3 separate regions of the Homo sapiens genome follow, and regions 1 and 3 are each linked to region 2. A link is a loop called in an ENCODE intact Hi-C map of the cell type or tissue named here. Cell type or tissue: CD4-positive, alpha-beta T cell. All regions are shown on one strand.

Region 1 (8,000 bases), 190 kb after region 2:
AGTGGTGTAATCACAGCTCACTGCAGACCTGACCTCCACGGCTCAAGCAATTCTGCCGTCTTGGCCGCCGGAGTAGCTGGGACTAGAACACACCACACCATGTCAGCTAATTTTTGTATTTTTTTGTAGAGAGGGGTTTTGCCACGTTGCCCAGCCTGGTCTTGAACTCCTGAGTTCAAGTGATCTGCCTGCCTCGGCCCCCCAAAGTGCTATTACGGGTGTGAGCCACTGCATCCTGTATTGTTTGTATTAGGCTTTATTAGTATTATTTTATTCAAATTTTTTGAAATAATTTTTTGTAGTGATGGGATCTGGTTTTGTTGCCAAGGCTGGTCTCAAAGTCCTGGCCTCAAGCGATCCTTCCACCTTGGCCTCCAGAAGTGCTCGGAGTATACGTGTGAGCCACCACGCCTGGCTAATGACTTTTTCAGAGCTGTTTTAGGTTCACAGGGAAATTCAGTGGACAGCACAGAGTTCCCCTAGACTCCCTCCCCACACGGCACAGCCTCTCCCCGCCCAGCATCCCCAGCAGAGCGGTGCACCTGTTCCATCAGTGAGCCTGCCTGGACATATCACCACCACCCAGAGTCCATGGTGTTCATTAGGGCTCGCTCTGGGTGTTGTACATCCTGTGGGTTTGGACAAAGGCCTCATGAGTATCCACCACTGGAGTATCATGGGGGATATTTTCACTGCCCCCCCCGAATCCTCTCTGCTCTGCCTATTTATCTCCCCGCCCCAGATGGTGTATTTCTTGGTCTAAATTTGGCAACTTCTAAATTCCTGATTTGAATCTTGAACTACAGAGGCATTGGGAGTCTCTGGTGACTAGTTGGTCTTAGTGATAGTACCACATCCTGAAGGCTTTGCTAATCTACAAAAGGGTGGGCCCTGATCCCAGAGCTTCCAGTTTAGTAGATCAGGGGTGTGGCCTTAGAGTTTGCATTGAAAAATAGACTTCATTTTATTTTAGACCAAGTCTCACTCTGTCACCCAGGCTGGCTGGAGTGCAGTCGCGCAATCTCGGCTCACCCCAACCTCCACCTCCCGGGTTGAAGCAATTCACTTGCCTCAGCCTTCTGAGTAGCTGCAATTACAGGTGTGCCGCCACCACGCCTGGCTAATTTTTTATTTTTAGTAGAGACAGGGTTTCGCCATGTTGGCCAGGCTGGTCTGGAGCTTCTGATCTTGGGTGATCTGCCTGGCTCAGCCTCCCAATGTGCTGGGATTACATGAGCACGAGCCGCCATACCTGGCCTTAGATTTCATCTTAGAATATCTTTCAAAAGTCTATAGAGCTCGCCAATGCTCTGCACCATTTCCCCCACTGTTCACATGGTTCTTTAATACGGCACATTTGCCACAAGCGATGAGCTGACTCTGTATATTGCTGTGAACTCAGGTGCCTATTTTATTGAGACCTCCTCAGTGTTGATACGATGGCCTCCTCTTCCTTCTTTTCCATCCAAGGCGCCACATTGCCTTGAGTTGTCATGCCTCCCTAGGCTCCTCTTGGTGAAAATTTCTCAGATTTTACTTGTTTTAAATAACCTGAGCATCTGCATTTTCAGTGATGCTGATGCTGCTGGTCTTGGGAGGGTATTTCATGAATGGCTGGTTGAGCTCACAGAGGCAGAGACCAGAGATCCTCAGAACTCCGGAAATAGGCTGGATTCATTTATTAAAGTTCACTGTTGTGACACCTCGGTTCTTGTCTTCTTAATTTAAAGGAATGTAAACAATAGACACACAGTAAAAGAGATGCAGCATAGAGTAATTCATTGCAAAGGAATAAGAAAATTTTGAAAGGTAAGGGCAGAATAGACAGGACACCCTGAGAGAGTGGATTTAAGGCTGGCTGCTCCTAAGGATAAGATAGCAAAGACCTGCTCAAGAGCGACTCCCTTTCTCCATCCCCAGACAATTTTGAAACATATTGATGCCTGACTCTCACCCTCAAGAGATACGAGTTTGAGTCGATACTTGGAAATCAGGTTTAAAAAATTTTTCCAGGTAATTCTAATGTGCAACAAAGGTTGAGAACCACTGGTGTACAGTATAAAGAGAAATTTCTAGCATCTCGCTTCATTTACTGTAACCTCGTGGCCCTCAAATTTTTAATGTGCATATAATTCACCCTCAGATCTTGTTAAAATGCAGGGTCTGATTCAGTGACAGGCTCCAGGTGAGGCACATGCTGCTCGTCAATAGACCCTCATTTCAGTGGTGAGGAGGCAGTCTCCTCTGGGTTCCAGCTTTGCATCAACTGAGCAAAATCTTACCATCTCTTACTGCTCAAGTCAGCATCTTGAGGCCAGTGTCTGATAAGTGCATTTGAAATATTCAATCCTTCTGGTTTCTTACCCAGAATGCTACACTAAGTGTTTTATTTCTCCCACATCCGCTCCTACCCAACGGCTTTCCACCCATTATCACATGGCAGCCATACTGAGTATGAAAGTGAGCAAATCTAATCCTGCTGTTACACTCTTTACATTTTATTTTCTATGGATTCTATTCTTTTTAGCAAAAAGACCATGTGCTTTATGTGGCCTAAGCTATTCAACTAAATGACCACTGATCCCAGCACTTTGGGAGGCCAAGGCAGGCAGATCACGAGGGCAAAAGATCAAGACCATCCTGGCTAACACAGTGAAATCCTGTCTCTACTAAAAATACAAAAAATTAGTCAGGTGTGGTGGCATGCACCTGTAGTCCCAGCTACTTGGGAAGCTGGGGCAGGAGAATCGCTTGAACCCGGGTGGCAGAGATTGCAGTGAGCCAAGATCGTGCCACTGCACTCCAGCCTGGGCAACAGAGCTAGACTCCGTGTAAAAAAAAAAAAAAAAAAGACCACTGATGACCCTTGTGACTGTCAGTCTCTGTTACCCTCCGTACTTCAGGAAGACCCTTCTGTATTCAGTGACTGACTGGGGGTGCCTTTCTCCATGATGTTTAATTTTTTTGAATGGGGGATGTCTATGGCCCATTTTTGGTGCTTTTCTGTGTAGTTGAAGATACACTAGTTTTGGACTTTTGGCCTTTATCCACTTTCTAGCGTATTCTTTCTCTGGGGAAAAATGATTGGGAGTTTCGAAAGAGAATCTGCATTGAGAAGCTGTATCAGTCAGAGTCCAATGAAGAGAAAAAAACCCACAGCAATTTGCACAAGCAGCATTTAATATAAAGCAGGGGCTGGCACACGATGGCCTGCTACCTTCAATAGCCCACAGCTAGAAAATAGTTTTGTGTGTGTGTGTTTTACAGGGTCTTATTCTGTCACTCAGGATGGAGTGCAGTAGCATGATCATAGCTTACTGAAGCCTTGATCTCCTGGGCACCAGCTTCCAGCAGGTGATTGTGTTAAGTGAAATAAGCCAGTCCAAGTTATCCTGCCCGCTCAGCCTGGCTAATTTTTAAATGTTTTTATAGAGACAGTGTCTCACTATGTTGCCCAGGCCAGTCTCAAAGTCCTGAGCTCAATTGATCTTCCTGCCTTGGCCTTCCAAAGCGCTGGAATTACAGATGTGAACCAGCACACCTGGGCAAGAATTGTTTTTTATATTTTTAAAGTGTGGTAATATGAGCAAACCAGAGAAGAATATCCAACATAGACCAAATAGCCTGCAAAACCTAAAATATATATTCTCTGCTCCTTTGTGGAAAAAAGCTTTCTGACCTCCAAAATAAAGATTTATTGACCACAACATGGGCCTAACTATAAAGAAAAAAGAATTCTGAAGGATACCTAGGGAGGAAGGTTTCTCAGAGGAATGGGAATCCATTGACAAATTTTAAAGAATGGAGCAGCACAATTGGGTTTACCTAATTTAAAGCTCAACATGCCTGTCAAGTGATAATGGATTGGAGGGTGCTGGGTAAGAGAGGATATGGGAGCAATCAAGATTCTCTTATGGTTTTCTGGGAGAGAAAAAGGAGAACTGATGGATTCAGGTGCACCTACCCAAACCTGGCTTGAGCAGGTGAGAGGCTGTAACAACGCAAAGGTTGGGGCCGCCCAGGAGAAAAAGGATTACACCACCCAAAATTGAGTTTGAATGTTAAGACTGAGGACACACACATACCCACACTCCAAGAGGGTATGAAGCTTATTACATAACAGGATTTCTGAAGAGAGCAGAGTGGGCTTTCCCAAGCTGGTCTGAATGTGGCTTGAGAGGGCAGAGAAAGGAGGCTGGTTTGGGGTTGGGGTTTTATGGTGCTTAGGGGATGGGCCACAGCCAGGGGTACTGCACAGGGTTTGAACTCCCCACTGGCACTAGAAGAGGGAGTACCCAGGTTTTCTAATCAGCTTGTCCAGCTGTGGGGTGATAAGAAACAAACATCAAACATGGTCAAACTTTTAATAATCCCAAGGAAAGAGCAAGTCAAAAGTGGAGGTATGAACCTCAACGTCTGGGTGAGGCCTCTGGTTGGGCAAGGGTGGGACCATGGTCACCAGGGGAAATAGGAGGCAGCCTTCTGGGGTCCAGGGGCCAAGGCTGGTGGCTGGAGTATGGAGAGGCCTGTGGTAAGGCAGCCACAGGCAGGAGCTGGGGTCGTGAACACGCCAGGGGGCCCCATTCACGTGGGGCTGACAAGGCCATAACAGGAGCAAGAAGAAAGACAAGATGGCGGCGCAGTGGCGCCTCTTCCTCCTGGGATATCCCTCCCACCCCCTCTAGTGGCAGAGCCTAGCACTGCGCTCCCTGCAAAGTTGCCAGGACAGCTCCGTGATTGCAGGGCCGGCACTGAACCTGTGGACTTAGAAGCTGGGAGGCAATTGACTGGTAACTGACACAGAAGCCCTGTTCCTTTCCCTTGCAGAGGTGTGAGCCTATAGGTTCAGTTACTCTGGAGGCTGAGGTGGGAGGATCACCTGAGCCTGGGAATTTTGAGCTGTGATTGTGCCACTGCACTCCAGCTTGGGTGACAGAGCAAGAGGCTGTCTCAAAAAAAAAAAAAAAAAAAGTCCTCTGGATGGTCAGAAGAGCAACAGAAGGTGGGCAGGGAGGAGGGGTGGAGGGGGAGAGAAAAAAAGATGGAGAGAGAAATTTGTGGACCCCAAGAATATAGCTCACCTAGAAAGGTTGGAACACCTGAAATGGAAGTAGTGGCTTGTCCGCAGGATCATAGAACTTGTAAAAGAATCCCGTGCACCAAATAAAGCACGCAAATAACAGGAAAATGCCAGAAAGCTGAACACCTGGGTGGCAGTCTGTGCACCCCAGTGAAGGGACGTGAACAAGTGGCTCCCATCGGTGTGCTGGCAAGACACACACTGGCTGGAGGTGAGGGTTGTGATATTAAGGACTGAGGTGAACAGTTTTGAACGTTGGGATGTCAACAGAATGAGGACGCGTGGGGAGACGTTATCCGGTGTTACAGACACTAAATACATTTTTTTTTCTTACAATAAGAAGTTGAAGATCTGAGTGGATGAGAACTGGAGAAAGTAGGGATGCAGTGTCTCTTCGTCAATTCAGGTTTTGCACGGGGTAAGGTGGCTGTGTCTAAGCCGGTGCCACTAGCATCATACGCACCCAGCTTATGTTAAAAATTTAAAGTTAGAATGATTTTATAGCTAATTTGTATAGTTATGACAGATGTCCAGCAGATGGCAGAAAAGATCTTGTTCTAACAGATAACAGCTAGATGGTTCTGCTTCTGTTTGACATTAAACATAACCAAAGCGTCAAACAACAGAAAAGGTTATCTAACTGATATACCAGTGAATGAGCATCTTTTTTTTTTTTTTTAAATAAGTCTTCCTCTTCTGTTAGTGTGAGGCTAAATTTGGTGGTTCATATGATGGTTCACTCGATCTGACATTTTTTTCTTGTACTCTACTAGAATGTATATTTAAATTTTATAATGAAATATTTTATTATTATACAAATCATTGTTGTTGGTCCCAAAGTATTACATAAACTTTGGTTGCTATATATAATTACATTCTAATTAGTGTATAGACTATTTTATTTATTATACAATTTCAGGAGGAGACCAATGTTTTCATCATCTTACCTATTAGTTGTAACAAATTCTAGGATAAACTGCTAACATTATTATATTATTTTTTCTGGTGTCAAATGAGGTCTTTGTAGCATGTGTCACAATGTCCTCCCTTTGGAAAGGGGAATAATATTCCATTGTACAGATGGACCATATTTTGTTTATCTATTCCTTCAGTGAACGCTTGGGTAGCTCCTACTTCTGAGCTATTGTGAATAACGTTGCAATGAACATAGGAGTATGAGTTCCTGCTTCCAATTTTTTAGGTACATAAGCAGAAGTGGCATTCCTGGATTATATCGTAATTCTATGTTTAATTTTTGGGGGGGGCTGCCATGCTGTTTTCCTTGTGTATTAACAGTATACCAGGGTTCCCATTTCTCCACATCCTTGGCAAAATTTGTTATTTTCTGTTTTTTGATAGCAGTGGTGTGGTTTTGATTTACATTTCCCTAATTATTAGTGAGGTGGAGTGCCTTTTCTTGTGTCTGTTGGCCATTTGTAGACCTTCTTTGGAGAAATGTCTAAGTTCTTTGCCCATTTTAAAATCATGTTGTTAGTGTTTTGTTGTTGAGTTAGCGTTCTTTATATACTCTGGAGATGAACCCCTTTTCAGATATGTAATGTGCGAATATGGTATCCCCCTATTCCATTGGTTGCTTTCACTCTGTTGATTGTGACCTTTGATGCAAAAACTGTGAGTTTTAAAATATATATTTTAAAATATATATTTTCTTATTACAATTTTATTTAGGAATAAGTGAGGTACAGTAAATGGCACGTTATCAGTTTATGATTTGTCGTGTTCTGACATTTTCACAGGCTTTCTGCATTTTTAAAGCTGCTCCCATTGGAAACAGGAAAGGAACTTCCATTTTAGTTAGGAAAGCTTTTGAATAATATTTAGATAGTCCAAAAAATACACAAAGTGATATATAACCTACAATTCCAAGAACGTCAATATTGAGCAAAGCGTGGACAATAGCCGGCTGAGCGCACAAGGTGGGGAGTGGGGAGGGAAGCTATGGATTTGCCTGTGGTAGGGAAGACTTTGCCCAGTCAGCCACAGAGAATTAGAAAGTCTGCCGCCCGCTGCTGCCCACGAGCAAACAGAAAAACAAAAAACCCAACCTGCCTCAGTGCTCACAGGCCGACTCTGTGCCGTAGCCCAGTGCAACTCTCCACCTGCCATCTCACTGTTTCACTCCCTCTAACGGGTCCACGTTGATTAATTCCCAAACCCCTCTTGCCTGTGACCCAACGTGGTTTTTCCCTTTGGCTTTTTTTTTTTCTCCCTCAAAGAAGCTGTTTTTCTTGCCAGCCCTGAGATGGGTTGAATAAACTGATCATAATTACACAGCCTACCTGGACGGATGAAAAACATGGTGTCGTCTATTCTCAGGGTCCCTAGGAGGGTTGTTAGGGTGGTTTTAATGAGTCCCAAAGCACCTGGCTCTATTTCTGCCCGTTGAGCTGCTAAACTGGCATCAAAAAGTTAACTCTGAGGAGGCAGAAAACATGATTTGTTAACTGCTGGCCTCAAGGGTGACTTGATTTATTTCAGGGCTTATTTAAAAAACAGTAATTATTGCCTGTTTCCAATCCTGAAGATAACATACATGCATGTAGTGAATACATTTGGAAATTGTATTCCCATGAAACTTTTAATGAGATATTTGAATAGAACTTGTTAAGTAGCTGGTAAAGTTCAGAAGAGAAAATGCACACACACTAAAAAACTAGAAACACAATAAAAAGAAAGAACAGTCAGGAGGAAATGCTTTAAAATACAGAAAAAAGGATAATGGAGAATATATGTCATCCATAATCCCACCATAAAGAGAGGATTTTAAATTTTTTGTTGTTTTGTTTGTTTGTTTGAGACAGGGTCTTACTCTGTTGCCCAGGCTGGAGTGCAGTGGTGCGATCATAGCTCACTGCAGCCTTGACCTCCTGGGCTCAAGCAATCCTCCCTCCTCGGCCTC
Region 2 (8,000 bases):
CTGTGAAATGTCCGTCATATCTCAGAGCATATAGAGGGAATTAAATAAACACAAAGCATTTGGAAAAGTTGTCAAGTGGTTTTCTTAACTAGTGGGGATATGGTTTAGGAGCAGAGAGGTTGGGAGGACCTAGATCTTCAAAAGCAGCCCCTGAATTTGGGTACCACAACTAGTGGTGGTTTTTTGTTTTTTGTGTTTTTCTTTTTGTTTTTTGTTTTTTTTTTTTTTTTGAGATGGAGTCTTACTCTGTTGCCCAGGCTGGAGTGCAGTGGCACGATCTTGGCTCACTGCAACCCCTGCCTCCTGGGTTCACAGCATTCTCCTGCCTCAGCCTCCCAAGTAGCTGGGACCACAGGCACCCGCCACCACGCCCGGCTAACTTTTTGTACTTTTAGTAGAGACAGGGTTTCACCATGTTGGCCAGGATGGTCTCAATCTCTTGAGCTCGTGATCTGCCTGCCTCAGCCTCCCAAAGTGCTGGGATTACAGACGTGAGCCACTGCACCTGGCCAACTACTAGTTTTTTAAAGCACATACCTGAATACCAAAGGATGGTGTTACTGTCACTCAATATCTGAACTATAAACATAAAGCCGAATTTATTCCTTAGTGTAATGAAAAGCTGGTCTACCACAGTATCTCTGAGTAGAGCAGACTTCTGATCTTTGTGGGGAGGAATTTGGGGAGGTACAGAATGAGGCTAAACCTTGAAGGTGTAAGTTGGCCTGTGGTTACTCAGGTGAGGCTGATTGGTAGAGGTGTGTTCATCAGAGTGCATCCCTTCTGACTGGCTGAATTTCCAATGCAAAGGGCAGCTGTTGATTGGCTTGCAAAAGCATGTTCACTGAGGTAAGTTGTCTTGGATCCATTTAATGGATTTAAACCTGTCTAGGTAGCTACTTATTACCATGGCTACAGAACCATCAGTCTATTCCTAGAAGAGTGGAAAACTCTTACATTCTTACCAAAATATACTTCTTATGATTTCTTGTATTTATTTCTCTCATCCATGATGACGATGATGAATGATGATAATCTAACACAGCCCTGTATACCATGCCCTGTCCTAAGCAGTATGAATTAACTTATTTGGTCTTTACAACACCTTAGAGGTAAGTATATTTTTTGCTTCCATCTTACAGATGAGGACATTGAGGTGCAGAAAATAATGCACAGCAAGGCCGGGCGGGGCAGCTCACACCTGTAATCCCAGCACTTTGGGAGGCTGAGGCAGGCGGAACACTTGAGATCGGTGGTTCGAGACCAACCTGGCCAACATGGTGAAACCCCGTCTCTACTAAACATACAAAAATTAGCCCCGTGTGGTGGTTCATGCCTGTAATCCCAGCTACTCGGGAGGCTGAGGCAGGAGAATCACTCGAACCCGGGAGGCAGAGCTTGCAGTGTGCTGAGATCATGCCACTGCAATCCAGCCTGGGTGACAGAGCGAGACTCCATCTCAAAAAAAAGAATGCACAGCCAGTAAGTAGCAGAGCTGCCATTCAGACCCAGGAAATCCATTTCTGGAGTTCATTCTACTCATTGAAATGTTGCCTCTACCATACAACCACCTTCCACGAGCCATTCACTGTACTGTGTGTAAACCTCTAACTCCAGCAGCCCCTTTCAAACCGGGGGAATGTTCTAGCATCATTCCCTGTCAGCGTATATTAGACAGGGGCTGGCATGCCCCCTTTTCTGCTCCCATTGCAATGGAGCTAATAAAGTTTATATCAGATATAGGAGGAACGTCAACTCTGCAGTTTATTTGTGGTTATAGTATTAGCATTATCTTCAACCTATGGTTTCTTTGCAGGAATACTTTTTAAATACTTGTGTGTTCTGGGAGTGTTTGTTTATAAAATACTTGGACATTGGACCAATGTGATAGGGTTTACGAGGTGAATGGGTGAAGTAGTGGGGGAAAAGCCCTTCCGAATCAGAGTATCTGTCTTCAGGATACCTCTTCTCCCACATGGGACACAGGCCCATCTAACATAAAGACAGGGCAAGGAGGCCGGGTGCAGTGGCTCACGCCTGTAATCCCAGCACTTGGGGAGGCTGAGGTGGGCAGATCACGAGGTCAGGAGATTGAGACCATCCTGGCTAACACGGTGAAACCCCATCTCTACTAAAAATACAAAAAATTAGCCAGGCGTGGTGGTGGGTGCCTGTAGTCCCAACTACTTGGGAGGCTGAGGCAGGAGAATGGCGTGAACCCGGGAGACGGAGCTTGTAGTGAGCCAAGATCGTGCCACTGCACTCCAGCCTGCACAACAGAGCCAGACTCTGTCTCAAAAAAAAAGGGGGGGGGAGGGGGGCAAGGAAACCACCATTAATGTTTGTGTTAACAAAGCATTACTATGTTAGTCTTGTTAAAGATCTATCACCTTGTATATAGCTAAAAATACACAATGCCCTCCTGTGTCCAGTGCATTATCTTGAGCACTGCTGCCTACCCCACCCCCAACAGTTACAAATATCCCACTTTGTAAAGTTACAGCCAAAGGGAAGGTCAAAGGGAAAAGCCAAGTTTAGAAACAATATTTTTATTTTTTAGAAACATCTCATTATCTTGCCCAGGCTAGTCTTGAACTCTTGGGCTCAAGTGATCCTCCTGCCTCAGCCTCCCAAAGTTCTGCAATTACAGGTGTGAGCCACTGTGCCCAGCTTCAAGTTTTTTATGCTGACCTGTGTTCAAATTCTGGCTGTTTCGAATGATTTTTATGACACTATACAAATGTCAACCTCCATGGGCTTTTGATTTCTTATCTGTAAAGTAGGAAAAATTGTACTTACCCTATAGAATCAAGAAGAGATGAATCTCTGTAAATCAGCTGTAGAAGTGGCTGGAACATTCACTCCACCAATATTTACCTACTTGTATTAGTTGTTTGTTGCTGTTTACAACATTACCACAAACTCGGCAGTTAAAACACGTGATCTCGGTGTTTGAGTCCAGATATGACTCAGCTGGATCCTCTGTCTCAGGGTCTCACAAGGCTGCGATGAAGGTGTTGACCAGGGCTGTGGTCTCATCTGAGACCCAACCGGGACAAGGACCTCTTCCAAGTTCATGCAGGTCCCAGGAACATCCATTTTCAGGCTGCTGGACTGAGGGCCTTGGTTTCTTGACTGTCAGCCCCAGGCCATCCCCAGCTCTTTTCTGCTTGGCCGTCTCCATATGGCAGATTGGATCTTCAAAGCCAGCAAAACAGTCACTCAGCAAGACAGACTTACAATCTCATGGCATCACAGAAGTCAGATCCCATCAACCCTGCCACATTCCGTTTGGATAGAAGTAAGTCACAAGCCCCTCCCACACTTGAGGGAAGGGGATCTGGCAAGATGGGAACACCAGGATGAGGATCATGAAACCGCCTAGAATCTGATGCACTACTCCACACTGGCAGAAAGCTGTGTTCTACTCACTGCTGCCTGTTGGAAAAGAGTTTCTTTCTCTTGAGCCTCTTGGCCATTTCCAAGGGTAGAGGGAGTTACCCAGGTGCTACGGCTAGGAGGGAGGAACTGGACCTTCTAAGTGCTCTTCACAAGCCTCCTGTCTCCAGATGTGTACACACTTTCCTCTTTCATGCAGCAAGCTTTGCTGAGGGTGGGATGGGTGGGCGGAATACTGATTGTGGCGAAGTGCTAGGAGGCTGCAGATACAGACCACTTGCCTCAGAGTCTGTGTGTGTGTGTGGTGGCGGGCGGGGGGACGGGGGTTGGTGTTTTTTTTTTTTTTTTTTTTTTTTTTTTTTTTTGAGACAGTTTTGCTCTTGTCACCCAGGCTGGGTTGCAATGGTACAATCTAGGCTCGCTGCAACCTCCGCCTCCCGGGTTCAAGCAATTCTCATGCCTCAGCCTCCTGAGTAGTGGGGACTACAGGTACCCGCCACCACGCCTGGCTAGTTTTTGTATTTTTAGTAGCGATGGGGTTTCTCCATGTTGGCCAGGCTGGTCTCGAACTCCTGACCTCAGTTGATCCACCCGCCTTATCCTCCCAAAGCACTGGGATTACAGGTGTGAGTGACCATACCCAGCCTGGCCTCAGAGCTTTGAATAATAGGGATGATACCTTGATTTCTACCCAACTCCTTGTTTCTTATTCTAAATTCCTAAACGTAGAGGATGAAGTAATGATGAGTCTGTATAAACCCTATAACCCTATGTGCTGGCCGCTGCCCTCAGGCTGATAGTGCAGGACAAAGATCCCTGTTCTCCTAAAATGTATTACCTTCTAATGAAGGACAAATGCATGAATTGCAGCTGTTCTCACAGCTAAAATGGCAGGTTCGCAAGAGACTAGGACTATTCTATTTTTCTAGACTAGCTATCTTTGAGGTCTGAGAAAAACTTTTTTCTGCACTGCTGGTTTTTCGTCAAGTTTGGGACATGACATACCATGAAAATGTACCCTTCCTACATAGTTTTTCGTTTTGTCTTGTTGTTTGTTTTTAACATTTGTACCACGGGGAGGGAAGAGCATCAGGAAGGCAACGGACCCGGTCCTGGAGGGCAACCGTGGGGAGTCCCAGGCCCCCGCTGCCTGGTGCATCACATCGTGGGTAGGACAGGTGGGAGCGCTGTCTCCCTGCTGATCTGGGCTCTTATCTCTATGAGGAAGGACCCTTTCCTCACCCGTGAGTCAAACGATAGAGAATTCACCTCCACCTGCCAGCCACGCTGTAGCTGGGGTGTGTGTGGAGCCGCACAAACTCTGATGCTTTGAGCTGCATGGCACAGAACGTCCACCTGAGATCACTGCGTAGAAGCTTCCTGGGAAGGCAATTCCAGGGTCAGTGAACCCCGCGGGACGCCAGCTCCCTGGTTGAGTTTCCCCTGATGGCCGCTGGGTGGCAGCAGAGCGTCATCTTCCCTGAGACCCTCCCGGGAGCAGGGCGGGCTCCTCCCCGCATCCCCACTGTGGATTTTCTCACCGCAGGCACTGCTGACGGTGGGACCGGCCACTTCCACATCGGGGTCCCGCCTGTGGGCTGTAGGGTGTTCAGTGACGTCCCTGCTTTTACCTGCCAGGTGCCTTCCCTCCCGCAGTTGTGACAACCAAGAAAGTCTTCAGACACAGCCGGATGTTACCCGGGGCACCAGCCTGAGACCCGCTGGTCCACGGGAAGCAGGGAGCCCTCCCTCACCAGCACACCCAGCGGCCTCCCCTTCCCCTCGCCGGACGCGACTGGCTCACAGGAAATCCGTGTCAGCCCTGCTCAGAAGGTATCAGCCACTTGTTGGTTCTATTGGAGGTGACAGCTGCTTAGCAGACACCCAAGAATGTAGGTTTGTTCTTTAGCTTTATTCCCCATTGTCAAAATGGAATCAACCAAGATTATCTGGAGGCCCAGGTGTAAAATGAAAATGTGGGTGCTTTGTTCAAAAATTAAGAATTTCAAGATGACTGTGAGTCACTATACTGAGTGCAAAGCCATTCTGAGCCGGGGTCCTGGATGAATGACCCAAGCAGCTGGCCTCCATTGCAGCTGACTGGACCAGGAGCTAGCGTTTGAAGAACAGCCAGTCTTTAAGCTGCCTAATGACCTGTAGGCCGCCTGTGACCAAGGTAAGAGATGAAGTAGGTATCCTTGTTCACAACAGCCAAAAGGTGCAGACAACCCACGTGTCTATCAGCAGATGAATGGGTAAACAAAATGTGGTCTATCCACACAATGAAATATTATTCAGCCATGAAAAAAAGAATGCAGGCTGGGTACAGTGGTTCATGCCTGTAATCCCAGCACTTAGGGAGGCTGAGTTGGGAGGCTCACTTGAACCCAGGAATTTGAGACCAGCCTGTGCAACATGGCGAAACCCCGTCACTACTAGAAATACTAAAAATTAAATAGGTATGGCGGTACAAGCCTATAGTCTCAGCCCGTTGGGAGGCTGAGGTGGGAGGATCACTTGAGCCTGGGAGGTCAAGGCTGCAGTGAACCGAGATTGTACCACTGCAGTCTCCAGCTTGGGTGACAGAGTGAAACCCTGTCTCATTAAAAAAAAAAAAAAAACAACAGGTGCAGTGGCTCATTCCTGTACTTCTAGCACTTTGGGAGGCTGCAGCAGGCAGGTCACCTGAGGTCAGGGGTTCAAGTCCAGCCTGGCCAACATAGTGAAACCTCGTCTCTACTAAAAATACAAAAATTAGCCCAGGGTAATAGCGTGTACCTGTAATCCCAGGTACGCAGGAGGCTGAGGCAGGAGAATCACTTGAACCCAGGAGGCGGAGGTTGCAGTGAGCCGAGATGGCACCACTGCACTCCAGCCTGGGCAACAAAGTAAGACTCCATCTCAATTTAAAAAAAAAAGGAATAAAGGAATATAGTAGCGATACGTGCTACAACATGGATCAACCTCATAAACATTATCCACTGTAAAGAAGCCAGATACAAAAGGCCACTTGTATGATTCCATTGATATGAAATGACCAGAAGAGGGAAATCCACAGAGACACAAGATGAGAGTTTGCCCAGGGCTGGGAGAGGAGCAGGGAATGAGTGACTCTTCCTGGCACGGGGTTTCCTTTTGGAGTGATAGACGTACAACTATGTGAATATACTAAAGCATTATTTAATTGTACACCTTAAAATGGGTGAATTCCATGGTTTGTAAATTATTTTTTAAAAAGCAAAAAATGATGAACCAATATAGTTGCCTCCATCTGAGATCTGATTCAGAATTCCTGAGGAAATAAAGCAGTTAAAAGGCAGGAAATTAGGCTGGAAATTTATTAGTGAAAGTGGAAGATGTGGTTTGCAGAGTGGAGAGAGCTCAGGGCTGTACTTTTATGCAGGGGGTGTTATCAGCACAGTATCCAGGGCTTGTGAAGTTTTCATTAGCCTGAAAATATCTTAGAAACCTGGCAGGGTGTGGTGGCTCACGCCTATAATCCCAGCAATTTGGGAGGCCAAGGTGGGTGGGTCACTTGAGGTCAGGAGTTCAAGATCAGCCTGGCCAATGTGGTGAAACCCCATCTGTATTAAAAACAAAAAATTTAGCTGGGTATGGTGGCAGGCGCCTGTAATCCCAGCTGCTTGGGAAGCTGAGGCACAAGTATCACTTGAACCCAGGAGACAGAGGTTGCAGTGAGCCAAGATCATGCCACTGCACTCCAGCCTGGGCAACAGAGTGAGACTGTCTCAACTGGGGAGAGAGCAAGCTTCAGGTTCCTGAGCCCCACGGCCAATTCTGGTATGGCGGGACCCAGGTGAAGCCTGGGAATATGAATTTTAAAAAGCTTTCCTAAGCCATTCTGATGCAAGTGCTCTTCAGATCACACTCTCAAAGCCAGAACTGCAAAAACGAAGCTCTGAGTGTACCACAAGTGTTGGTCAGAGAGAATACGGGCTGGAGGGTGAGGACCCTGTTTGATGGAGACAGAAAAGAGAAGGAAACTCTGGAGGAGAAGAGCGAAGACAAGTCCTGACTAAGACCATAAACCAGGGGTTGGCAATTTTTTTCTGTAAAAGGCCAAATAGGCCAGGTATGGTGGTTCATGCTTACAATCTCAGCACTTTGGGAGGCCAAGGCGGGAGCATCACTTGAGCCCAGGAGTTCAAGACCAGCCTGGGAAATGTAGTGAGACTCTGTCTCTACAAAAAATAAACTTGAAAAAAAATTAGCCAGGTGTGGTAGTGCACGCCTGTGGTCCCAGCTACTCAGGAGGCTGAGGTGCAAAAATCACTTGACCCCAGGAGGTCAAGGCTGCAGTGAGCCATGATCGCACCACTGCACTCCAGCCAGGGCAACAGAGTGAGATCCTGTCTCCAAAAAAGAGCCAAACAGCAAATATTTTAGGCTTTGGGGGCCATTTAGTCTATTGTAACTGCTCAGCTCTGCTGATACAGGGTAAAAACAAGCATAGGTCTATTGTAACTGCTCAGCTCTGCCGATACAGGGTAAAAACAAGCATAGAAAATACAAAGAGAATTTTGTCACATGCAACATGGATGAACCTGGAGGATATTACATTAAATAAAATGAGCCAGGCA
Region 3 (8,000 bases), 290 kb after region 2:
GTTCCAGGTGCAGGGGTTTTAAATCCATCACAAGGTGATAGGCGCGGGGCTTTGGGTGTTATCAACCGGACACAAACGCGGGGGGCTCTGGGTGCTATCAACTGGGCAAATTCCTAGGAACTGCAGATATAGCTTGCCACAGTATCTTATCAGTTAATTGCACTCTTGGATGTGCTGGGAGTCAGCTTGCACAAGTTAAGTCCTTGAGGAAGGGGGTGAGTAAGGGGCTGTAAGTGAAGGAGCCAAGATGGTGTCTGTCTGGCTCTCTCAGCTAAGGGAGAGTCAATTCAGGTTAAAACAAGGTATCATACTCTAAACTGTCTATAATGGACCAAAAGCCAGATAAGACTCCTGTAGCCTTTATGGAAAGGCACTAATAGAGTATACCTCCTTATCCCGTAATTCAGTTGAGGAACAGCTCATCCTGAAGGACAAGTTTATTACACAAGGCAGCTCCTGATAGTAGAAGGAAACTACAAAACCAAGGTACAGGACCAGACAGCACCTTAGAGAGCCTCCTGAAAGTGGCCACTTCGGTCTTTAATAATATGGACCAGGAGGAGGATGCCCAAAAGAAAGAGAGCAAGCTCGGGAGACGGACAGAGGCTCTAGCAGCAGCTTTGCAGGCTTGCAACATCCAGAATCCCCAAGGTGCATCTGCTAGTTGCTATTGATGTGGCAGGCCAGGGCATTTTAAGGATTGCCCAGGCAGCAAGACGAAGCAACTTCGACCCTGTCCAGCCTGTGGCAAAAACCACTGGAGATGGAATTGCCCCCAGAGGCGGAGGTCACTGGGTTCAGGACCAGTTTCACAGACGGTCCAGCAGGACTGATGGGTCCCGGGGCTCAAATCTCGGCTCCAGCGGTTCAAACTGCCATTATAGCACAGGAGCTCTGGATGATTCTGGAAATTAAAGGAAGGAAAGTAAACCTCCTTCCAAACACTAGAGCTAGTCTCTCTCTGTCTTCTCCTCTCTAATCCAGATCTCCCCTCTCCCCAGAGCATGACCGTAAGGGGCATCTCAGGAAAAAGGCTAATCCAATCTTTTTCTCAACCTTAGTTGACACACGCTTGCAAGCCATTGTCATGATAGCTCTACTAGTCAGAAAAGCCTCCAAGTTAACCCTAGGAAATAATTTAACTGTTTACAGCCCACATAATGTAGCAGAATCACGGTCCTCTAGGGGGAGCTCTTAGCTGACAGCCAGTAAAGCAAGATGTACATAAGGCAGGATAAGCAGTAGTCACTCTCCCCAGGCACAAACGCTCAATTAGCTGAGCTAATAGCTCTTACAAGAGCACCTAAATTAAGCAAGGGAAAGGCAGCTAACATTTACACTAACTCCAAGTATGCTTTCATAGCTCTCCATGCTCATGCTGGGGCCATTTAAAAGGAAACACATTTTCTTACCACTAATGGATCTCCTATAAAATATCACCAGGAAATTAGCAGGTTATTATCCTCAGTTTTTCTTCCACAAAAAAATAGCAAGGATGCATTTTAAGGAACATTAAAAGGAAACAAGGTAGCCGAAAGAAATAAATTAGCTGATCAGGCAGCTAAGTCAAAGGCATGAAAGCTTCGAGGTATTAACACACTTCAAGCCCCTTCTAATCTAAAAAGACTCTGTAAGAGAAATTAAACCTCAGTATTCCCCTACAAAAATAGAATAGACTACTTCTCTAGGGCATACTTTTCAGCCCTCAGGATGGCTACAGTCAGGATGGCAAACTCTATTTGCCAGCCTCCAGCCAATGAAAAGTTCTTAAAATCCTTCACCAAGCTTTTCACTTGGGAAAGGATAAAACTTATCCATGTGCTCAGAAATTGTTTTCAGGCAGGAAACCTCTAAATTGGTTAAGCATGTAACCTCTCTAGCTCACTTCCAGCAGGAACCACCTCTATTTAACCCAAGAAATTTGGTATTAGTAAAACTCTCACCTCTGTCACCTTCCCTAAGCCAAGCTAGGAAGGGCCCTACACTGTTGTTCTCTCAACCCCCTTGGGCAGTAAAAGTTACAGGAATCAACTTGTGAATACATCACGATCAAGCCAAAGCCTGCAAAGCTGAGGAAGCAACCCCTGACGGTCCAGAGGAATGTCCTCAATATCAGTGTGAAGAAATAGAAGATCTTGGCCGAGCGCGGTGGCTCACGCCTGTAATCCCAGCACTTTGGGAGGCCGAGACGGGCGGATTACGAGGTCAGGAGATCGAGACCAGCGTGGCTAACATGGTGAAACCCTGTTTCTACTAAAAATACAAAAACTAATTCAAATTAGCCGGGTGCAGTGGTGGGCGCCTGTAGTCCCAGCTACTCAGGAGGCTGAGGCAGGAGAATCGCTTGAACCCGGGAGGTGGAGGTTGCAGTTAGCCAAGATCACACCACTGCACTCCAGCCTGGGCGACAGAACAAAACTCCGTCTCAAAAAAAAAAAAAAAAAAAAAAAAAAAGTAGAAGATCTTAAGCTGAAAATCATAAAAGATAAGTAACTGAGTGAGGGCTACGCATCTTACTCAGTCCCACTCCTACCTTATCAAATACTTTTTATTATTTCTAAACTTTCCTCTCAAAGTTCACTGCCAAATATTAGAACTTCTTTTTAATGCATATTTGCAGAGAGATTTAATTATTCATAGAATCATATTTGTAACTTTGTAAATCCCCAAAGGGACATGTTATGTCTTGGCAAGTAAAGTTTTAAATGAAAATTATTTACTATGCCACTCTTGTGAAAATTGTTCTAGTCAAGCTACTATTTGCAATAGAACTAAACGCTGTGGCACTCACAATGTGGAATTCTGGTTGTAAAATTCTAATTGCTGTAATATTTTGCCAGATTATCATCCTTATAACAGGATTAATAATTGCAGGAAAAATTTAGTCAAGGTTGTTTTGCTTATAGCAGGACTAATAGTTATGGATAAGAAGCATGAAAGTTATACCATCACTAAGTTTGAAAAGACTTTTTACTAAAGGTTGGTAATATAATACACACTATGAAAAGGTTATAAAGGAAGAGATTTTATGTACGGAAGGATTTTGTATGGTAAATTCTTGTACTAAAGGGAAATAACCGGTTGTTTAAAGAAAGGATGTTTAGGACAAATCAAAAAGTGTAAAGGTGTTGTAAGAAGGTTTATAAAAGTCATAAAAGAATTTAGTAATTAAAGGAAAGGAATTGTCAAAATTAACGCTAAAGTTATTTTAGCCACCCAATAATGTCTTTCTCCCAATCATATTGCAAGTTGTAAAAATGGCCTAGGCCTAAAGTTATTCTCTAACGGCAGATTAAGGGGGAAATGTCCGCTTTTCTCTAGGAAAAAGTTACCGCTATATTAACGTTTCTGGTAATGTACACCGACATCTAGTGGAGGCAAGCCAGTATTGCAATCCATTGGTGTAACTAAAAGGTGTCAAACTCTACTGTCAGTTATGGTCTAACAGGGCCCCCCACTAACGGTGGTAATTTTAATAATTGTATCCTAACCCTACATTTTAAATCTTCTTGTAAAATTTATATTTTTTCACCTTAAATCAAATAAAGTTTAATATTTTAATATTTTATTAAATAATGTTTTATTTAATAAAACATTAAATAAAGTTTAATAGAAGCAATTAAACTTTAAATGGTGCTGTGAGCTGAGCCACACACAGACATGCCATTCTTCTGAGAACCTCAGATCAACCACAGGAGAAGGCCCAATTGCTGTCCCCCCCCAACCACACGCCCCTTTTCAGCAGACAGTACCCAGAAAGAATCATCATCTAACACCCCCTAACAGCAGTTAGGTTTACTTCTCTTTGAGGGGGGGATATTACAGGAGTTATTAAGAAATCATTTTAGGCATACAGTAAGGGTAAAGGTTCTTGGTGAAAATTTTCCTGTAATAAGAAATCTCTTTTCTAACCAAGCAATCTCTTTTCTAACCAAAAAGGCGGCTTCAAGGGCCGGGCTGACAAGCTTTGATATGCAAATGCTGGCCACTAGAAACTGGGTCCACTCAACATGGTGATTCCCACCGTCTTCTCCTTGTTACCACCTGTGCAAAGTGTGAAGGCCACCTCCAAGTAACACCATGTGTTCAAACCATCATGGCAACCCACATTTGCATATTAAAAGGCTATGGCGGGAGGGCCTGGTTTCTCCCAGGCTACATGAATAACACACCTGGTCAAGCCAATCCTTTGGGCCCTATGCAAACCAGATACTGCCTCCTCCAGCCTCCAGATATAAGGGACTGTCTTTCTGTTGCGCACAGGGTCTATCTCTGTTCCTTTCCCATGTCTCAGTACGGGGGAGCTGTTCTCTTCTTTCTTCCTTCTTACTTGCTATTAAACTTTTCACTCCTTAAAACTACTCCACATGTGTCCATGTCGTTAATCCTATCAGCACCAGACCAAAAAGCCTGGTAATCGTCCAGTCATCGGAGCTGTATCAAAATGAACTTGGGCTGCTCTGTCCCAATGTCTCCATCCTTTGCATCTTAACCTGTCGCAGAACAAGAAAAGTGGTGCCGCTAAGATTGCACAGGTGCAGCGAATACGAACCTGGGAAGACTGTGGTGTTTCTTTAGATGGCTGGTGGATCTATCTGGATTGAAGGGATTCCTTTTCCCAGCAATAATTTTACAGACCTGAGACGTTTGCAAGATGAAATTGTGTTGCGGGATGAAGATGTCATTACACTTTCTTACCCAAAGTCAGGTAGGGAAGTGGGACCCGAAACTCAGGAAGGGATGCGGTGAAGATACTGATGGAGTGCCTTCTTTATGCCCTGCGCTTGGGTATGCTTTGGTGGATAGTGTGGGGTTTTTTTGTTTGTTTGTTTCTTTGTTTTTGAGACGGAATCTCGCTCTGTCACCCAGGCTGGAGTGCAGTGGCACGATCTCAGCTCACTGCAAGCTCCGCCTCCTGGATTCACGCCATTCTCCTGCCTCAGCCTCCCAAGTAGCTGGGACTACAGGCGCCGATAGTGTGGTGTTTTAACAAAGCTTCTACTCAGAGAGACGGATTAAACCAGACAATTAAACATAATGCAAATGAATGTGATTACTGGGGCACTGTAGAGACAGAGAGAGACATGAGATCCCACAGAAGCTAAGGCAGATTTAAGTGATCATGCAGGATGGTTAGAAGGGACTGATTATTGAAAGAATTTCGGTGAAAAAATAAACATTTATCCTTAGATGCTGAGCGTGAATGTGAGACTGTTAGATGTAAAAGAAAAAATATTCTGACACTTGGGTAAATGGTGAGGAAGAATATTCAAGACAATTGCAACAGGGGAGAGAGACCCAACTCTGAATATAGCAATGATAGTTGGTTTTTTGTAGACAATTATCAAAGTAAGGCGGTCAGTGGGTGGGAAATTACAAAGAACAACTTGATTAGGTATCAGGAGCAGAATCCTTGCTAAAGGCAGGCCAAAGATTTAGACATTAAGAGTGGAACATGGGAAATCTGATCAGGTATCAAGGATGGGGGGATTCTCATTACCCTTGTTGAAACTGGGTGCAACACAGTTTCAACACAGATGTCCAAAGTCCAGGCCTAGTCAGGAAGAGGACTCAGGGAAGCCCAAGTCAAGTCTGGTCGAGGAGAAGGTCTTTGCCAGATGGCAGTGTTTCGATCTATTACACTACAGACATTGTGGGCCACATAATACATTTTCAGGGGGAAGAGGGCTGTCCTGTGCATTGTAGGATGTTTAGCTGCATCCCTGGCCCCTGCCCACTGGAGTCAGTAGCATACTCAAGTGTGATAACTCAAAATGTCTGCAGTCACTGTTAATTTTCCCTTGAGGTGGACACAGTTTACCCCAGCTGAGAACCGCATGGATGAGGAGAAGGCACATACATATGCCTGAGGTTTCAGGCAAAGAATAGTAGACATGTGTTGGTGTCATGCATTGAGGCAGAGATCGCTGGTGGAGAAGCACATACAGGGAAGCTGGGATTATCGAGTGTAACGGATACTACAGTGTAACTAGAGAAAGAATATGAAAGGTGGGAAAATGGGAGTGAAAATATTGTAATATTTAGCAAGTGCATGTGTGCAGTGGTTCAATGGTCTATTCTGTGCATTAAGACTATTTGGTGCCATTGTTTTACTGGGCTGAGCTTATTTCACTTAACATAATTTCTTCCAGTTCCCTCCCTCCATGTTGGCTGCACATGACAGTTTTGCTCTTTTTAAAATGATATTGAGGCCGGGCGCGGTGGCTCACGCCTGTAATCCCAGCATTTTGGGAGGCCGAGGCGGGCGAATCAGGAGGTCAGGAGGTCAGGAGATCGAGACCATCCTGGCTAACGGCGGTGAAACCCCGTCTCTACTAAAAAAAAATACAAAAAATTAGCTGCGCGTGGTGGCAGGCACCTGTAGTCCCAGCTACTCGGAAGGCTGAGGCAGGAGAATGGCATGAACCCGGGAGGCAGAGCTTGCAGTGAACCGAGATCGTGCCACTGCACTCCAGCCTGGGTGACAGAGCGAGACTCTGTCTCAAAAAATAAAAATAAAATAAAAAATAAATAAATAAATAAATAAAATGATATTGAGCAGTGGGAGCAAGAATATTAGGGCATCCAACAGCCCAAAGGTGGAAGCAGCCCACATGTCCATCGACAGATGAACAGATAAACAGAATGTACTCTATACAAACAATGGAATATTAGTCGCCCTTAAAAGAGAGGAAGTTCTAATACATGGTACCACATGGATGGACCTTGAGGGCACTATACTATGTAAAAGTCAGGCATGAAAGGATAAATACTGTGTGATCCAGTCATAGGAGGTACCTGGTATAGAAATATTCATAGAGAGGGAAAGTAGTGTGGTGGTTGCGAGGAGCTGATGGGAAGAGAATAAAAAGAGTTGCTTTTTAATGTTTACAGAGTTTCAATTTTGCAAAGAGAAAAACATTCTGGAGATGGATGGTGGTGATGGTTGCATGATAATGTGCATATTTACTGAACCGGACACTTACAAATGGTTAAGCCAGTCAATTGTTTGTTTGTATTTTACCACAATTTAACATTTTAAAAGTTGGTTTTTTAAAAGAGTATTATGACAAAACAGGGTAAAGATGGCCACATAAAGGTGAAAGGAACAGAGTACCTCTAGAATAAAGCATCAGTTGAATGCACTTAAGACTAAGATGAGGAATGAAAACACCAGTTGGATTGATGGGCAGGGGCATTATTGCTGAAATAACACAGGGTCTTTAAGATGTAGTGGTGGGGTCAATGTCACATTGAAGTAGGTGACACCTTCTTCTTTTTTATTCAGGAAGCTTTTGGATAGTGGAAATCATCAGTCTGATCCACTCCAAGGGAGATCCTAGTTGGGTCCAATCTGTTGTTCCCTGGGATCGTTCACCATGGATAGAAGTTAAACGTAAGAAAGCAGGTTTAGAGAGTCAGAAGGGCCCACACCTCTACACCTCCCACCTTCCCATTCAGCTCTTCCCCAAGTCATTCTTGAATTCCAAGGCCAAGGTGAGTTAATAATGGAATGTCAGCGTGGACCACTTTCTGACGGCTGAATGACTGTGTTTTAGGGACAGAGTTAAAATGCGATTCCCTAAACTATGCATATTAGAAAATCTTGTTCCAATCTACTGTGTCATATACAAGACAATGTTTCTGGTATTTCCCCAGGAAATCCTCAGCCTTCATTTAAGTAAATCCTGGCTACATCCCCAAAACTGAGGACCCCAACATTAATATGCTCATGTGGAAAGCATCTTAGCTGTAAACCAGCACCTGAATTTCAGAGGAAATGTGGGTGTGACACTGATATTTGAAACCCAACGTGGTTTTTCTATTGAGGATAGTAATCATGATGTGGGGCATTTTGTTCCCAATTGACAGCTCCACGGGTCTCCCATACATAATTTCAGAAGCTCCACATGAAGCCTCTAGCATTGAGTAACCCTGGGCAGTAAGTGTGAACTTTTTCTCATGATAGATTATTGCTTAAATCAAAACTTACCAAAACT

What was found. A loop is a pair of places that touch in the nucleus more often than their neighbours do. Peaks named below come from ENCODE experiments on the same cell type or tissue, not always from the same donor. Only the 100,000 strongest peaks of a DNase experiment are listed, where the experiment ranks them.
Region 1: a loop joins it to region 2, with 11 times the contacts of the local background. A loop is called at or near these places in 45 of 110 quality-filtered maps.
Region 3: it touches region 2 in a loop (11-fold over the local background); 64 of 110 quality-filtered maps call a loop at or near these places.

What each region holds. Positions count from the first base shown.
Region 1 is chr19:56,248,316-56,256,315 of GRCh38, forward strand. The region is part of intron 2 of ZSCAN5A (zinc finger and SCAN domain containing 5A); the gene reads right to left. LOC124904775 (a long non-coding RNA gene) reads right to left here. Exons shown (of 2, transcript XR_007067350.1): 2 at 6,744-8,000. Among named protein-coding and RNA genes, the nearest start is that of EDDM13, 20 kb to the right of the region's middle. In CD4-positive, alpha-beta T cell, CTCF peaks have their summits at 4,660 (motif pointing left), 5,652 (motif pointing right) and 5,981; DNase peaks (open chromatin) are centred at 4,666 and 5,626.
Region 2 is chr19:56,061,744-56,069,743 of GRCh38, forward strand. It overlaps NLRP5 (NLR family pyrin domain containing 5), which reads left to right. Exons shown (of 15, transcript NM_001433705.1): 15 at 1-67. It overlaps LINC01864 (long intergenic non-protein coding RNA 1864), which reads left to right and starts at 4,941. Exons shown (of 4, transcript NR_110741.1): 1 at 4,941-5,232. In CD4-positive, alpha-beta T cell, CTCF peaks have their summits at 4,839 (motif pointing right) and 5,039; a DNase peak (open chromatin) is centred at 4,868; H3K4me3 peaks cover 514 bases; H3K27me3 peaks cover 840 bases.
Region 3 is chr19:56,347,278-56,355,277 of GRCh38, forward strand. It overlaps a transcript of ZSCAN5A not described here. Among named protein-coding and RNA genes, the nearest start is that of ZSCAN5A, 36 kb to the left of the region's middle. In CD4-positive, alpha-beta T cell, CTCF peaks have their summits at 1,160 (motif pointing right), 3,367 (motif pointing left) and 3,568; a DNase peak (open chromatin) is centred at 3,354.